2 separate regions of the Homo sapiens genome follow, and region 2 is linked to region 1. A link is a contact called in ENCODE POLR2A ChIA-PET data. All regions are on one chromosome and are shown on one strand. Each heading gives the region's core, a stretch centred on a gene start or an enhancer-like site at or near the end of the contact. The rest is flanking DNA. Distances are from core to core; before and after follow the strand shown.

Evidence for each region. ChIA-PET counts read pairs that join two places held with the same protein, here RNA polymerase II (POLR2A).
Region 2: POLR2A ChIA-PET joins it to region 1 with 11 read pairs in AG04450. The contact joins two enhancer-like sites. POLR2A ChIA-PET finds 5 or more read pairs at or near these places in 2 of 52 experiments (AG04450 and GM10248).

What each region holds. Positions count from the first base shown.
Region 1 is chr22:24,727,090-24,730,787 of GRCh38, forward strand. It overlaps PIWIL3 (piwi like RNA-mediated gene silencing 3), which reads right to left. Exons shown (of 21, transcript NM_001255975.1): 15 at 1,088-1,285; 16 at 861-964. Among named protein-coding and RNA genes, the nearest start is that of PIWIL3, 46 kb to the right of the region's middle. RefSeq lists an enhancer at 3,676-3,698. Within about 2 kb of position 2,007, at least 6 of the 41 ENCODE cell types and tissues checked have a DNase peak (open chromatin) inside an H3K27ac peak, as active enhancers do.
Region 2 is chr22:25,162,905-25,166,866 of GRCh38, forward strand. All of the region lies in intron 6 of KIAA1671, which reads left to right. Among named protein-coding and RNA genes, the nearest start is that of CRYBB3, 35 kb to the right of the region's middle. Within about 2 kb of position 2,189, at least 2 of the 41 ENCODE cell types and tissues checked have a DNase peak (open chromatin) inside an H3K27ac peak, as active enhancers do.

The sequences.
Region 1 (3,698 bases), core at 757-3,256:
GGCCACTAATTATGTTTCCATGTCTCTTTACCCATGCACATCTGAACTATTTCACTATGTGTTAATGATCTCCATTTAAGACATTTACTGATCAGAGCCTGTGGTAGGCAGAATTCTACCTGTTCTAATCCCTAGAGCCTGTGATTATGGCAGAATACCACCCCTGTGATTGTTATGCTATATGGCTCTGTTGACTTTATGATAAAAGTTTTCCAAATGAGTCATTTGTAATTACATGAGCTCCTTTAAAAGCAGGGATGTTTTTTCTGGCTGATGGCCAAAGAGGAGGTCAGATTCAAAACAGAACAAGGGCTCAATGTGCTATGGCTGGTTGGAAGATGGAGAGGGGTTTGCTACATGAGAGTGATCAAGACTGGCCTGCAGCTGACGGTCAACAACAACAACAACAAACAACAACAACAAAAACCAGGGACCTCTGTCATCTAACTACAAAGAAATGGATTCAGCCACAATGACATGAGCTTGGAAGGGGAGTGCTATCAAGCCTCCAGATGATAATGTGGCTTAGCTGACACCTTAATTTATGCCTTGTAAGGTCCTGAGAGCGTGAACTACCAGGTGTCTGATCAGAAGAACCGTGCAGATAAAGACAGGCATTGTCATAAACTGCCACGTCTGTGGTATTTTAGGCAGCAATGGAAAATGATGTAGAGCCAGCCAACCATGCAAAATGTTCTGGGAACATAACTTTGCCAGAAAAATCAGGAGACTACATGATTAAGAATAACTCATCTGTCAAATTCCCAACCTCTTGAGTTAACACATATTAATTAGGTTCATCTTTTCTATTTGGTCCACAGTCAGCTACTAACTAAACATGTCTACCAGAGCTTACTTACTTTGTTAATTCAGCATTGGTACTTGCAACAAATCCTGCTATTGATTTCTGTCGATTTACGATATCGTGGAAACAATCAATGCCAACGAACATTGTTCTTTGTACCTTAAGTTTGTTTTTGAAAAGGTAATGGAGTTAGAACGTGAGCAAAATTTAAGCATTAACAATTAAGAGAATCTCAAGTTTTATTAGAAGTAAGTTAAACGAAGTCAGTGAAATACAACATACGTCTGTCTCCACCTTCCAGAGGGCTCCTCCCATCTTGCAATTCATCTGCTGGGCAATCTTGGTGACGATGGTCCTTGCCTGGACTTTTTCTAAGGTCTTTTTCACCACACACTGGCTTGGAATTGGGCATTTGGTACATAGGTATCTTTTTATGCTGTCATATCTACGTTTGTCATCATTGGGCAGGATACAAATCACCTTGAAAACCAGCAAACATGACATTCCCTAAGATACAACAACAGTGATACAGGAAAGAAAAACCATCTGGAGCAGGCAACTTAGGTGGAAGACTAACAAGCTAGAGTCAATTTATTAAGAAAATATATGAGCCCAAGAGGGCGAAGGGTCTAGAGCCATGTTATTAATTATAACATAATTATATCAACTTATATGTATTTATTAGAAAATTATTACATTAGTTATTACTTAATTGGAAGGGTGAATGTGTAGAAGAAACAAATTATAATTAACATTATAAACTATAATTAACATTAAATTGTTATAAGTGTTTAAATTATAGTGTTGTAAATTATAGTTAACATTGTTATAAATTACAATTATAAATTACATCAATTGCTTAAGCCTGCAATATCATTTCCATCCTAGTTATTCAGGTTCCAGGAACTTATCACCATGTTGACAAGGATGGGTTAAAATCAGGCTGAAGGATACAATGATCAGGACAGTCACCATTTACAGGACTATCACTGAGAGAGGAGAAAGGAAAAAAACAAAAAACAAAAAACAGTTAAGGCAGGTCCACACTAAAATTCTTTTAAACAGCCTGAAAAATCAAGCTGCAGCTGCACAGATAAGGGAGCAAGGCCTAACGCAGAAATGCTTTTGTTCTTTGTGTAATCAGCAGGCTCCCAGGAAAGTTTCCTCTGCTTCTACAGACAAGTACACAGTGCGGACTCCATGGGAAGTTGCATAAGGGGGAGGCTTGGCTGAGACAGGCCTGCAGCTGCACAGATGAGGACAGTTACACAGACAGCTACACAGATAAGGGAAATTTCTTAGAAAAGCTTTTGTGTTTAACTGTAAAATGGCAACCCTCTCGGGCCCCCTCTCTGCTGCAGAGAGCTTTCCTCTTTTGCTCCAACCTTACTCTTGGTGTCCACACTCCTAAATTTTCTTGGCCATGAAACAGAGAGCTCGGATAACACCGCAGACGACGAGACGGTTTCATTGACCCTAGACAGCTTCCTCATGATGTATGTATAGGGCACTTGCCGAGTGGTTCACTTGGCAAAGTTAATACTTTCAGCAACCCACTGAAATAAGTAGTAGTATCCCCATTTTACTGCTGAGTAAGCAAACTTAGGAGTTACTGAAACTGCCTGATTTTCCAAATTTTCAAATATTGGGTTGGATTTCCAGTGGGAAACTAAGCAGTTAGGCAGACTGGTTACTAATTGGCCTGTTCCTGACTTGCTTGGGAAAATAATTATTAAGTTATTTTTAACACGATGATGTTTATAGGAAGTTTTTGGTGGACATCTTTTATCAGATTAAGGAAATTCTCTTCTTATTCTATACTGTTTTTCTTCCTTTCACATGAAAGGGTGTAGAATTTCAAATGCATTGTCTGCATTGACAAGTATTTGTCCCATAGTTCAGACTAAACAGTTAATCATTTGCATTTTTTTCTGAAGGTGACTTATTTCAAATTTTCAAATGACTGGCATATAGTAGCTTTTGGTGTTTCATATTTTATTAATCTCTGGTGAATCTATACTGATGGATTCTACTTTTTCTTTTTTTTTTTTTTTAGCTTTAGTCTTCTTCAGTCTTGACAGTATTAAATTTTGATATTTTGAAAAGGACCAGCTTTAAGTTTTTTGGTTTTTGTGCAGAGATGAGTGGTGAAATTAGAATTATGTGTACAGATTAGAAAACAGCATCACCGGCTGGGCGCAGAGGCTTACGCCTGTAATCCCAGTACTTTGGGATGCCAAAGTGGGCAGATCACAAGGTCAGGAGTTCGAGACCAGCGTGGCCAATACGGTGAAACCCCGTCTCTACTAAAAATACAAAAATTATCCAGGCATGGTGGCGGGCACGTGTAGTCCCAGGTACTTGGGAGGCTGAGGCAGGAGAATAGCTTGAACTGGGAGGCGGAGGTTGCAGTGAGCCGAGATTGCATCACTACACTCCAGCCTGGGTGACAGAGTGAGACTCAGTCTCAAAAAAAAAAAAAAAAAAAAGCATTACTTCAATATTAATTTTCTTAATTGGGTAACGTGTTTAAGTAAGAGTATGTTCCTTTGTTTTCAAAATACCCACTGATGTGTTTAGAGATTAATGAAGCAGCATATCATGCACACACACACAGTAGCTGCCATGAATTACAATCATATGCATATGGTGAAGGAGAAAAAGAATAATTATACAACTGTGGTCAAATGTTTGGGTTATCTGGATGATGGGTATACAGGGGGTATTTGTATTATTTTTCCAATTCTTCCTGTAAGTCTGAAATTACACTAAAATATAAGATTAAAAGGAATAAAGTTTCCAAATATCTAAAAAAAATGAAAGGTTTAGATCGGATTAATGCATAATTTTAAATAGAATATTTGTAAAATTTTGTGTTTAAAATGAGGACTAT
Region 2 (3,962 bases), core at 939-3,438, 440 kb after region 1:
CTCTGGTGTAGATTGACTAAGAGCCTGTTTCTGATTGGTACTTAACTTATGATGTGTACATATACTCCCATTTATGTGTTTGTTTTCACAAAACTGGTGTCACAACACACATTGTTTTGTTACCTTAAAAAAATTTTTTTTGGCCTGGCATGGTGGCTCAGGCCTATAATCCCAGCACTTTGGGAGGCAGAGGCAGGTAGATCGCTTGAGCCCAGGAATTCAAGACCAGCCTGGGCAACACGGTGAAACCTTGTCTCTACAAAAAATACAAAAATTAGCCAGGCATGGTGGCACATGCCTGTAGTCCCAGCTACTCAGGAGGCTAAGATGGGAGGATCACTTAAGCCTGAGGAGTCGAGGCTGCAGTGAGCCGTTGACAGTGTCACTGCACTCCAGCCTGGGTGATAGAGTGAGACATTGCCTCAAATTTTTTTTTTTTTTTTTTTTTTTTTTTTTTTTTACATTTTCTAGTTTATGGCAGACATCTTTCTGTGACAGTAAATATTACTTCTGGACATTATTTTCCTTGGCTGTATTTTTTTTTTTTTTTTTTTTGAGATGGAGTCTCACACTGTCACCCAGGCTGGAGTGCAGTGGTGCGATCTCTGCTCATTGCAACCTCCGCTACCCGGGTTCAAGTGATTCTCTTACCTCAGCCTCCAAAGTAGCTGGGACTACAGGTGCACGCCACCACGCCCAGCTAATTTTTATATTTTTAGTAGAGATGGGGTTTCACAATGTTGGCTGGGATGGTCTCGATCTCTTGACCTTGTGATGCCCACCTCGGCCTCCCAAAGTGCTGGGATTACAGGCATGAGCCACCACGCCCGGCCATTCCTTGGCTGTATTTATCCATTGCATGGATATTGTATTTCACCGTCTCCTGCCTTATTGAACATTTAGGTTGTCTCTCGTATTTTGCAATAATAACTAATCCTGCAGGGCGGTGTCCATGTTCATAGATCTTGGCAGGTATCTCTGATGGTTTCCTTGAGATAAATTTCTGGAGCAAAAGTTACTGAATTAAGGCTATGCAGATTTTAAATTTGGGGACATATATTATGGGTTGTTTTAATATAGCCTTTAGGGGGTACATGTTACCCTGTCTCCCCAAAGCTGTCCACTGAGGCACTTGTCTTTGCCTGCAAGACAAGGGCCCAGAGTTCTCACCTTCCAGTGGCTTTGGGGCTTGGCAAGCCAGTCCAGGCAAGTGGTTTTTAAACCTGCCAAGTCTTGAGGTTTTTCAGAGCATTGTAACCTACATCTCTTTCTGAGAGCCTCCTGATGCATCATAGAAAAGGTGGGGCAGGTAGAATGTTGGTGGCAGGAAGGAGCACTGGGAAAGGAGCCCAGAGCCTGGGTTCCAGTCTCCCCAGCTCCGCTTCCCACTCACCAGGAGAACTAAGAGCCCCATAGCTGTTCCTGCTTCTGGGCTTCCATTTTCTCATCTGAAAAGGAAGGGCCGACTGAATGGACTCAGGGGGTCCGTCCAGGTGTACATTACAGTATTCAGTCAACCTCATTTGACATACGACCAAACCAAGGTAGAGATTGGAGACTTGGATAAATGGAGACCAATTCAGGCAGAGCTCTCTGCCTGCCTTTTAATTCATCATGTGTATTTTCAGAGTATCTTGTATATTATCCACCTGCCTGCAGTCACTAAGGTGTTTTTTACAGCAGCCTGTGAAGCAAAAGAGTTGGAAGAATATCCTGCCTTAAAGCTAATAAAACAACCTGACTTGTAGAAAGTGAGTTGCAGGGGCCCGGTATGGTGGCTCATGCCTGTAATCCCAGCACTTTGGGAGGCCAAGGCAGGCGGATCATGAGGTCAGGAGTTCAAGACCAGCCTGGGCAACATGGTGAAACCCCCTCTCTACTAAAAATACAAAAATTAGCTGGGCCTGGTGGCACGCACCTGTAGTCCCAGCTATTCGGGAGGCTGAGGCAGGAGAATCACTTGAATCCAGGAGGTGGAGCTTGCAGTGAGCCGAGATTGTCCTATTACACTCCAGCCTGGGCAACAGAGTGAGACTGTCTCGGGAAAAAAAAAAAAAGAGAGAGAGTTGCAGGCGTGTGTGTGTGTGTGTGTGTGTGTGTGTGTGTGTGTGTGTGTGTCTGTGGTTGATTTTGAGGCCTCGTAGCTCTGGGGCTAAGCTCAAGTGTTGATTTGAAGTCCCGCCAAGTTCTGGTAGAATGATGAGGCATGAATAACTTGTAATGCACAAGGTTACCAGGATACTAACTAGAGAAAGTGCTGATTAACAGCTTGCTTTCTTAAACTGCATTTACAAGATGAATTCCCTTAGGTAACCCTAGCCCCTGCATGACTCCAAATTTGACAGTCTGTGTTAAAGAGCAGAGAATGCAGTTATATTCACCATAACCTGCTTTGATTGAACATTGAGACACAGAGAAGTAGCTCGTCCAAGGTCACATAGCTACTATGTGGTGGTCTCTGGATTCAAGTCCAGGTGTTCTGGCTCTGGAAGCAGTGTTTGTTCAGGGAAGACTGCTGAGAAACTGGTAAATGATAATTATTATACTGTGGAAAGTTCTACAGCAGTGCTGTACACTACAGCTTTCTACAGTGATAGAAATGTATTCTCCATGCTGTTCAGCATGGTGGGTGGCTGTGGAGCTCTTGAAATATGGCTAGTGCCACAGGGGAACTGAATTCTTAGTATTAGTTAATGTCAATTTAAATTAAATTCAAATAGTCATAAGTGGCTAGTGGCTACTGTATCAGATGGCACAGATGTAGAGACCTGAGGTCTAGGGGACAATGGGAGCCTGGGGCCTCCTGAGCCAGCCCTCAGGGTAGGACGGTGGGAAAGTTCTGGGAAGGCTTCCTGGCCATCAAAGTTGAAATCTGAATGGTAACTTGGAGGTGGTGGCTGCTCCACCAGGCCTGGAGGTGAGAGGGAGGAATGTGAGGGGAGGGAAATGGGGCTGGAGGAGCCAGTGGGAGGGACTGGGGGGTGAGAGGAGGGGTATGGGAGGAGGGAAGCAACACTGAAGGAGCTGCTGAGCCCACCAGGCCCCGCACCCATGCAGGTCCCGCAGGCCGTAACCCTTTCCCTAACCCCAGCCCTTACCCGGAGGGACGTGGGGGGCTGTGGAAGGGCTTTGAGCAGGGACCTATTCAGTTTTGGAAAGTAGAATGAGAAGCACATACAGGGCGAAGGATGCCAGGGGAGGTCCCTCGGAAGCTGCCGCCGTGGGTGAACAGATAGCTGGTCATAGCTGGAAGGAATGTTGTTCGAGAAAGAGACTTTGAAGGACTGAGGATCGATGCAGTATGGCAGTGAAGGAGAGAGAGGAGGGAGCAGCGCTGGCCTCAGGACCCTCAGTCTGGCATTAGGCGGTGGAGGGAGAAAACCCATCCATCCCTGACTCTTGGAGAGTTCAGATCCCTGAACCTGAATCCCAAACCTCTGTGGGGGAGGGCACACAGATGGTTGTATAAAGGGAAGCCACCATGTTTTGGTTGGACACCATTTATCCCCAGGGCCATCCGCAAGAGGTCTGGAAACTGCCCCCCTGCCGCCTGCCCTGGTTTCACCCTCAGCAATGGACTTGACCTTTTGGTTTCTAGGGGGCCCCTGCAAATTCCTTCTTCCATCACTCAGCCCTGAGGGGGATCCCCCTCTCTCAGGGATTTTAAGAACCTTTTGCCAAGGCTCCATTCCCCTGCCTGACTCCAAAGAGGGCCTGAAAATTGCTGTCATCATGACGGTTCCCATCTCCTGGGTACCCATTTATGTGCCAGGCAGTGAGCTTAACACTTTCTGAAGATTATCTGTTGATACCTCAAAACAGTCCTTGTTTTTCCAGTGTGAAAACTGAGGCTTGGATGGGTGGGGTCACTTAGCCAGGCCACACAGCTGGGCAGAGCAGAGACAGCAAGCCCTGCCCTGCGTCCCCACCCTCGCTATAAGCTGTCACTCCTCTGCCTCCCG